Regions from separate parts of the Homo sapiens genome. Here region 1 is linked to region 2. Evidence: read pairs that join two places in POLR2A ChIA-PET (ENCODE). Cell type or tissue: HepG2. All regions are shown on one strand.

Region 1 (5,000 bases), 100 kb before region 2:
TACATCAATCTAGCCTAGTTAAAAACTTCAAATACAGGCCAGGCACGGTGGCTCACGCATGTAATCCCAGCACTTTGGGAGGCCAAGGAGGGCGGATCATGAGGTCAGGAGTTCAGGCCAACCTGGCCAACATGGTGAAACCCCATCTCTACTAAAAATACAAAAATTAGCTGGGCATGGGGGTGCATGCCTGTAATCCCAGCTACTCGGGAGGCGGAGACAGGAGAAATGCCTGAACAGGGACCCAGGAAGCAGAGGCTGCAGTGAGCCGAGATCATGCCACTGCACTCCAGCCTTGGCTACAGAGCGAGACTCCATCTCATTAAAAAAAAAAACTTCAAATACAATATCTGATTTATCTTAACATTTGAAGTGTATTCAGTGAAGAATTCCTACGCTAAGATAAGTGAAGGGATTTTCCAACATATCAACTCATCTCAAAGTTCATTTTGGTGGGAATTCTACCAGATAAAGAAGGTGGATAAATAGTTGAGACTTTTTTCAAACATTTTATGTGAATTAATTATCTTTACATGATTGCTTGGTCCAGGCAATGCTTCAGTTTTTGCCACAATTACTAAAACTGATGAGAATGTTATTCTTCTTTATTTTAAAAATGGATAAATAAAAACCAAACATCCATCTGAGTCTACCAACATGACATGCTAATCTTAGAATGGGACATCATGGACTTGGCAAGCTGTGTTTAGATGCTTTCTTTTACATAAAGAATGCTCTGGGTGTTTTTGTTTTTGTTTTTTGTTTTAAAGAAGGTAATAGCTGAAATTTTACTCACTTTATATTGAAGTCTGTGTCTTCGCCCTTTTAAGTGCATCTCCTTAGCATTGGGATCATTAAAGCTGCACTCGCATAATTTACAATGGAACCGAATTACTTTTCCTTCATCATTTCGTACCTTGGTGTGGAAAAAAAATTCAAGAATCATCATAGTTGAAGATTATATCATTCATAAACCCCCACATATTATTTGATGAAGTTGTACACAGTTAGAAAGAAGTGGCAATGTCTATTACATTTTTTTTTTCCCCAGGACAGAGTCTTGCTCTGTCGCCCATGCTGGAGTGCAGTGGTTTGAACTCAGCTCACTACAACCTCAGCCTCCTGGGTTCAAGCGATTCTCCCGCCTCAGCCACCCAAGTAGCTGGGATTAAAGGTATGTAACACCACCACGACCGGCTAATTTGTTTTTTGTATTTTTAGTAGAGACAGGGTTTCACCATGTTGGCCAGGCTGGTCTCAAACTCCTTGTGATCCGCCCACCTTGGCCTCCCAAAGTGCTGGGATTACAGGCATGAGCCACTGCGCCTGGCCTATTACTTTTTAAAAGGATAGAAACTGTAGAAATGGGAATGAAAAGTTGGAATTTTAGCATGCAAGATGTGATAGCATGTGTTTGCTCTTGTATCTTTTTTTTTTTTTTTTTTTTTTTTTTGAGATGGAGTCTTGCTCTGTCGCTCAGGCTGGAGTGCAGTGGTGCGATCTCGGCTCACTGCCAGCTCCGCCTCCTGGGTTCACACCATTCTCCTGCCTCAGCCTTCCGAGTAGCTGGGACTACAGGTGCCCACCACCACGCCCAGCTAATTTTGTATTTTTAGTAGAGATGGGGGTTTCACCGTGTTAGCCAGGATGGTCTTGATCTCCTGACCTCGTGATCCGCCCGCCTCGGCCTCCCAAAGTGCTAGGATTACAGGCGTGAGCCACCATGCCTGGCCACTATCTTTCAATTTAATATTTTTGTATGTATGTAAGCATTTAGATTTAAATGTAGCTAGATGTCTTAAATTTTCTAATAGTTACTGAATAATTGCTGCTGGCCAAGTATTGTTCTTGAAAATGAAGATAACGACGAATAATAGCATTATTTTGGTATACAAAATTTCTCAAAGCTCAAGGTTTTATAATATGTAACTTTATGGAAAATTAAGATGAAATTTTTTCTAACTGAACAGTTATAGGAGGACAAGTAAACTTGAGTCTTACTATGAAGTCTATTATGAATACTGAGTTCAAATTGTCCAAGCTTTAAGATAGGTTCTGAATGTAATTCTCTGAAGTTTAGGATTAAACAGTATCATCAAAAATTGGGTGTTCTGGTTGAGAGCTTTTTTTGAGATAATCAAATCTTACTCCTTTAAGAGATGAAACTTAAAAGTCAGAATTATTTCTGAACTAATTATAAATTCCATAACCCAGCTATCCACCTTGTAAACAAAGAATTCAATACACAATTTTTCTTTTTCTTGTTTTCTTTTCTTTTTTGTGAGACAGAGTCTCACTCTATTGCCCAGGCTGGAGTACAGTTGTGTGATCTCGGCTCACTGCAACCTCCACCTCCCAGGTTCAAGTGATTGTGCCTCAGCGTCCCGAGTAGCTGGGATTACAAGTGTGCGCAACTACTGGCCTTGAACTTCTGGCCTCAAGTGATTCACCCACCTCGGCCTCCCAAAGTGCTGCAATTACAGGCGTGAGCCACTGTGCCTGGCCATCCATAGATAATTTTTCTTGATAGGAAAAATGATGCAAGAACAAATATTTATTTAAAACCTACTAGGCTAGGCGCAGTGTCTCACGCCTGTAATCACAGCACTTTGGAAGGCCGAGGCAGGCAGATCATGAGGTCAGGAGTTCGAGACCAGCCTGGCCAACATAGTGAAACCCCATCTACTAAAAAAAATACAAAAATCAGCTGGGGGTGGTGGCATGCACCTGTAATCCCAGCTACTTGGGAGGCTGAGGCAGAAGAATTGCTTGAACCCAGGAGGCAGAGGTTGCAGTGAGCCAAGACTGTGTCACTACACTCCAGCCTGGGTGGCAGAATAAGACTCTGTCTCAAACAAAAACAAAAACAAAAACAAAAACAAAAACAAAAACTCTCCTAGATGCTAGACACCATGCTAGGTACTTTATTTCATCTACTCTTCACAACTTTGTTAGGGAATATCCCAATTTTATAGATATCGACACTGAAGCTCAAAAAACATATATGCTCTAAAGTCAAAGTAAATAGTAGTCATATGCCACTGTATGTCTTTCTGCTAACAGCAGGTATTTATCCAGTCCCCTCTGATATCCCTTCACTCCTTTATTTTACTGAGTTTACTTTACCTGTAAAACAGCAACAGTCTTCTACTCCACTTGAGAAACCAAATGAATATATTCTGTTAAATCAGCAAACTTAATTTTATCACAAAACTGACTATTCAAAAATAAATATATTGGTTCTCTTTATCAACATTTTTGCTGCTCAGAACTTTTAAAGTTTTATGATAGTTGAAGGATGTATTACAAGAATGCTTGCTAGTAAATAGAAAGTTACTTTGCACACCACAGTGGCAATACACAGGGAAAATAATATAAAAGTTAGCAAAAAAAAAATCATTATGATGTCACTTAGGCAGGCTTAAAGGACATGCTTTCTTATAACAAAGATTCCTTTAATATTCTTTAAGTAAGCTAAATCTAAAATACAATTAAGTATATTTAATTTTACACGTAACATATGCTCGTAATGCACTTCTTCCCTTTATCCAATTTCACAGCAATGGTATTCTCAAATCAATTACCTCTTCCACATAATCATGGCCCACTGGCTGCACATCACTCTGTAAAGCAGCAAGAGATGCAGGTGTGACTGGTTCTGACACTGTGTCTTGCTTTACTTCAGGAATCTGCACAGCAGAAGTGACAGGAGTACTTTTAACACATTCGGTTCCTTTTATGTCTTCTGCTTTATTTCCTGTTGACTGCAGCTTATTACCACCTAGAAAAGTATCAAAAAGTTAAAAAAAATTTTATTTTTGTATAAATATATATACCTGATAAGACGAAAACTTCAGATAAAGTTCTTTTCTGCTAATAGTCAAACTCCTAACTGACATACAACAGATGAGAATTTTGAAGAACTACATAAACTACTTGGCTTTTTTACCCTATTAGTGAAATACGTTTCTGAATTTTTCTCTTTTCCATCTTGGAACACCCAACACCCTCCTCATCCCCCCTCAAAGTGAATAGCAAGTACCTGAAATGGTAAGGACTAAGCCTAATTGATGTTTGTAGCCCTAGTTTCTTGGCAAGTGACTGAAATGAGTAGTATTTGTTCCTTAAAAACTGCTAACTTCCAGTTGGGTGTGATGGCTTATGCCCTATGATCCCAGCACTGTGGGAGGCAGAGGTGGGAGGATCACTTGAGCCCAGGAGTTTGAGCCTAGAAGTTTGAGACCAGCCGGGGGAACATGGCAAAACCTGGTCACTACAAAAATTAGCTGGATGTGATGGTGCATGCCTGCAGTCCTAGCTACTTGTGGGGCTGAGGTGGAAGGACTGCTTGAGCCTAAGAGGTAGAGGCTGCAGTGAGCTGAGATCGCACCACTGCACTCCAGGCCTGGTCAGACCCTGTCTCCCAAAAAAGTTGGGGGTAACATCTAGGTCATGCCCTACAATTTAGAAAAATTAAAAAAAGTTAAGTTCAATGATTAGGTCTCTCTGCAAACTTAGTCCAAACAAAGTTTCCCACCAGGGAAGGAAACAGAACCAATTTAGGTTTTATCACTGTTTATTTCCTTTAACTTATTTACAAAAGATTTTCTATTATTGTTCTAAACTGAAAGTATGAAGAACCTCAGAAACTGATGTAGAAGTGACTATAAATAATAGCTTTCATTTTTATCATCAATTAAACTTAACACTTCAACTAACTGTCCAAGAGAATAGCATGTTAATTGTGAATCTCCTACTTTTAAACTTTTCTTTCAAAAATATTCTTAAGTATCTACAACAATCTGGATACGGCGCTAAGTTCTGGTAATACAGTAAAGAGAAGACAATGTAGCTGCCTTTCAAGTGTCCAATTTATGGGAAGATACAAATAACGATAATACAATGTGATAAGCACTATAAGAAGTATGGACTGAATATTGCGGAAATTTAGAAGGAGCCACCACCCTTTAACATGATCCAGTAAGGAAAGGTTTCACAAA
Region 2 (5,000 bases):
GTAGCTGGGATTACAGGCATGCACCACCATGCCCAGGCTAATTTTTTTACTTTTAGTAGAGACGGGGGTTTCACCACGTTGGCCACACTGGTCTCGAACTCCTGACCTCAAGTGACCTGCCCACCTCTGCCTCACAAAGTGCTGGGATTACAGGCATGAGCCACTGCACCCGGCCTGATCAGGTGATGGATCTTAAGACTCTCCCATGAGAGGGCTCCCACCCTATACCATGGGGGAAAGAATGTTGATGTCATGAAGCTTCTGTAAAAACCCAAGAGGACATGGATCAGTGAACTTCCGGGTAGCTGAGCTCCTGGAGGTTCCTGGAGGGTGGCGCTTAGGGAGGACATGGAAACTCTGCGCCGCTTCCCTAATATCTCACCCTGTGCATCTCTTCTCGTGTATCCTTTACTATATCCTTAATAATAAACCAGTAAATGTGTTTCCCTGAGTTCTATAAGCCGCTCCAGCAAATTTATTGAACCCATATAGGGGGGTCATGGGAACCCCAACTTGAAGCTGGTCAGTAAGAGGTTCTGGAGGGCCGACCTTGCAACTGGTGTGTGTTAGTGGGGGTTCAGGAGGCAGTCTTAGGGACTGAGTCCTCAGCTTGTGGGATCTGACACCATCTCTGGGCAGACACGGTTGGAACTGAATGAGAAGACCCTCCCTGGTGTCCGTTGCTTGGTGTGTGGGGAAAAAGCCCCATATATTTGGTCACAGAAATCTTCTGTGTTGATGATTGTTGTGGTGTGAGAGTAGAGGAAAAACATGGTTTCAGGAGAGTTTTTCCCTACACAGTTTGATACACTGAACGTCCCTAATTTTGGTGAACACCCTTAAAATTAGTGCTTTTGGGGGAAGAAGGGACTAGATTGATGAGTTTTTCAAGGAATAAAGAGAAGAAAAGAAGCTTAAGAAGCTTTTTCTTGGCCGAGCATGGTGGTCCCATGCCTGTAATCCCATCATTCTGGGAGGCAGAAGGATTCCTTGAGGCTAGGAGTTTGAGACCAGCCTAGCCAACAAAGCGAGACTGCCGCCTGCCTCCAATCTCTACAGCAAAAAAAAAAATTAGTGGGGTATGGTGGCGTGTGCCTGTAGTCCTAGCTAATTGGGAGGTTGCGGTGGGAAGAGTGCTTGAGCCCAGGAGTTTGAGGCTGCAGTGAGCTGTGATTGCATCACTGTATTCCCACCTGGGTGACATGATGAGACCCCCGTCTCAAAAACAAACAGGCTGGGCGTGGCGGCTCACACCTGTAATCTCAGCACTTTGGGAAGCCAAAGCAGGTGGATCACTTGAGGTCAGGGGTTCAAACCAGCCTGGCCAACATGGTAAAACCCCATCCCTACTAAAAATACAAAAATTAGCTGGGTGTGGTGGCACGCACCTGTATTCCTAGCTACTGGGGAGGCTGAGGCATGAGAATGTCTTGAACCTGGGAGACAGAGGTTGCAGTGAGCCGAGATTGCACCATGCACTCCAGCCAGGGCAACAGAGTGATACTCCATCTCAAACAAACAAACAACAACAACAACAAGAATCTTTTATTCATGGAACCCAATAGAAAAGGTGGAGAGACATAAAAAAAAAAATTAAATTCTACAGAGGTATCCACCTATGCCTGTGCCCAGTCTGTCATCCAGCAGTTTGGTTTCAGTGTTTAGTGATTACCTCTGTGTGTCTAAATACTATGTTTACACTGCTTGCTATTTCCTGGTTTATCATCTTTAGACATTATCTCTTGACTTCCTCTTGTGAAAGATAAGGATTTAACTTGCTCACAAAGATAAGGATTTAACTTGCTCACACTCCTGTCCCAGTAAAGCTATATCATTATTTTTAGTTCCTCTACTGGTTTCTAACATTAAGTAATGGACTGGAATCTCTCTTGTTCTAGTGATTTCAAGGAGTATCTTCTTCTCCCTTTATTGAAAGCAAAAAAAAAGCTTGCCTTTCCCTTCAACACAACTGTCCATCTTTTACTTCCCAATTTCCGACATCTGTCATTTCACTTTCACCTCGTCAGGCTGATAAACTTTACATTCTGTTCTGTATCCACAGTTGACTCCACCATGCTTTGCCTGTAGAGCTGGATTCTAAAAGGCGAACATCTCCAGGGGAGGATGGGAGTGGGGATCGAGGTTTGGGGGTTTCTCTGAGAGAGGGCCTGACCTGAAGAGGCCACCTGGACAGGAATAAGGGGCTTTTCCTTAAAGGGTTTTGTTCAAGAACCCAGGAACTGGGTGGGAGCTGAGTCATTATCTGCAGATCAGTGGTCTTCACTGGTCCTTATCTGCCCCCAGGGGCTCAGCTGGCTCTGCTTCCCACTGACATCCCTTGAGAATGATCTCTTTAATAGTAGCCAGCATCTCCTTCAATGTCAGTGCAATCTGGTGACTCCCGTCCATCTCCAAACCTTTGCTCAACCCCTATATTACTTTTCCTATAAGGTTAACCCACACTTCATAACACCCTGTGACTTCAATAAACCCCAGAAAAGGAAGCTGTAACCTGGAACTCATGGGGTGGAATCCCCCTACATTGGTCTTGGAGCTTGAGAGGGTGGAAAGGTACCAGCTTATGACTCCCCATCCACCCACGCAGGATTGGAGCAGTGGCTCTCTAGACATTTGTCCCTCTGACACAGACCTTTCTTTCTTTTTCTTTCTTTCTTTCTTTTTTTTTTTTTTGAGACAGAGTCTTGCTCTGTCACTCAGCTGGAGGGTAGTGGCACCATCTCGGCTCATTGCAACATTCTAGGTTCAAGCAATTCTTCTGCCTCAGCCTCCTGAGAAGCTGGGATTACAGGCACCTGCCACAATGCCCAGCTAATTTTTGTATTTTCTTAGCAGAGATGAGGTTTCACCTTGTTGGTCAGGCTGGTTTCCAACTCCTGAAACCTCAAGTGATCTACCTGCCTCAGCCTCCTTAAGTGTTGGGATTACAGGCGTGAGCCACTGTGCCCGGCCCACAGATCTTTCACTGAACTCTTTTTTTCCACCTCACTTCACCAACTGCCTCTCATACCTACAGAATTTTGGGAGGCCTTTCTCCTGGTATTGGACATGTTTTATGGCAGCTTTTGGCCAGATAATCTTTTAAAGATTGTTTGCTTAGCAGACCTCTTTGGAAGCTAGAGATATGTCTCCCTTCGGGTCAGAGTTCAGTTTTGTTTCCTGACTACTGTTGTTGTAGGAAAAGGGGTCCTTGGGAAGTTTTCATTTTTTAAAGCATCTCTGGAAAAGTTTCTAGTAAAGCCCTGGCTGTTAGAGCCAGGCCAGCAACCTTTGATATGCAAATGCAAGCCATTAGAAACTGGGTCCACCCAAGCATGGAGATTCCCTTGGCCTTCTTACCCTTTTTCGACATGTTTCTGGCAACACGGCCTCCCCAACATATCCCCACGTGTATAGAACACCTTGGTGCCCTATATTTGCATATTAAAAGGCTAGGGTGGGAGGGCCAGCTTTTTCTCGGGCTAGGTGAATGACATGCCTAGTCAAACCAATCCCCTGAGCCCTATGCAAATCAAACACCGCCTCCTCCAGCCACTGCACATATACCTGGCTGGTATCCGTGGCAGGTAGAGACCTCCTCTTTTGGCTTTGGAGCCCCCCTCCCCCTGTCTCTGTATGCGGGAGCTTCTTTCCTTCTGTCGTCTCCCTTCCTTCTTGCCTATTAAACTCTCCACTCCTTAAAACCACTCCACGTGTGTCCATGTAGTTTCATCTAAACCGACATGAGGACCAAGAACTCTGGTGTTCCTCCACTCTTTAGAGCCCTATCACTGTGATAAAGATAGTGTCCCCTGGGCACGGTGGCTCACGCCTGTAATCCCAACACTTTGGGAGGCAGAGGCAGGTGGATCACCTGAGTTCAGCAGCTTGAGACCAACCTGGCCAACATGGTGAAACCCCATCTGTACTAAAAATACAAAAATTAGCCAGGCGGTGGTGAGAGCCTGTAGTCCCAGCTACTGGGGAGGTTAAGGCAGGAGAATGGCGTGAACCCGGGAGGCGGAGCTTGCAGTGAGCCGAGATCTTCCTACTGCACTCCAGCCTGGGCGACAGAGCAAGACTCTGGCTCAAAAAAAAAAAAAAAAAAAAAAAAAAGATAGTGCCTTCCGCTGGGGCAAAGTTGGGGCAGGTGTGCTAGCGGTTCCCTTGGAAAACTGGGGGTTTCATGAACTCAGTGTTCCTCAGGGGCAGTATTCACCTGGCCAGCACTGGTATTGCCCCATGAGGCTTGGGGGCCAGCAGAACTGATGCGAACATTGGGGTCATGCTGCCTGCTGTGCTCTGAGTAGTAAATGACATCTATCTGGGAAAGTGGGGCAAATCAGCGGACCCAGCAGCTGCTATTTGGGGACGGCTTGGCCGCTTGACGTAGACTCTCTGAGGGGCTGCCCACTTTCTTCCCTGGGTCGGGCACATCCTGTATTTTAAAGGTGGGGACACCCTCCACTCTCAGGCCTCTGAAACCCTTAGCTGTTGACACCTCCTTTGCGTTCTCCTCCTTTACGGTCATTTTAATGAGGCATCAGGTGGTGGGAGTGGTAATTATTCATGTGTGTGCCCAGATTACCTAGTTGAAACGGAGCTCGTTTGCATTTCAATATACTAAAGAAACATATCCAGAGAGAACTTTTTGAGATTTTCAGCAGCTTTGTAAACAGAATACAACATTCAATAGTAAGTTGCAAAGCATAACGCATTGTAAAAAGGGACATTTTTGCTGATTCCAGAATTTCTCTCTCCTGCATAGCTTCTCAGATTTACGCCACAGGGATCAGCAGGATCTTTTAAAGATCAGAGGCTGAGTGGTGTTTTTCAGAGGCTGCGAAAAGCAGGGAGCAGGGAGACATGATGTGCTTGCTCCACTGCAAATCTGAGATTGTGACTGCAGATTGGTTTGCAGAACGTCATTCCATGAATTCCCATATGCAGGGGCTGGACAGCAGAAACCTATGAGTACTAGACTCCTTTGCAGTTAGGCTTCC

The links. Peaks named below come from ENCODE experiments on the same cell type or tissue, not always from the same donor. Only the 100,000 strongest peaks of a DNase experiment are listed, where the experiment ranks them.
Region 1: POLR2A ChIA-PET joins it to region 2 with 5 read pairs; 4 of 35 experiments call an interaction of 5 or more read pairs at or near these places.

Annotation. Positions count from the first base shown.
Region 1 is chr5:32,396,423-32,401,422 of GRCh38, forward strand. ZFR (zinc finger RNA binding protein) reads right to left here. Exons shown (of 20, transcript NM_016107.5): 9 at 3,585-3,781; 10 at 797-916. Among named protein-coding and RNA genes, the nearest start is that of MIR579, 4.4 kb to the left of the region's middle. In HepG2, no CTCF peak of the experiment used is centred here; a DNase peak (open chromatin) is centred at 2,479.
Region 2 is chr5:32,496,929-32,501,928 of GRCh38, forward strand. No RefSeq gene overlaps it. Among named protein-coding and RNA genes, the nearest start is that of ZFR, 55 kb to the left of the region's middle. RefSeq lists an enhancer at 4,335-4,981. In HepG2, no CTCF peak of the experiment used is centred here; no DNase peak of the experiment used is centred here.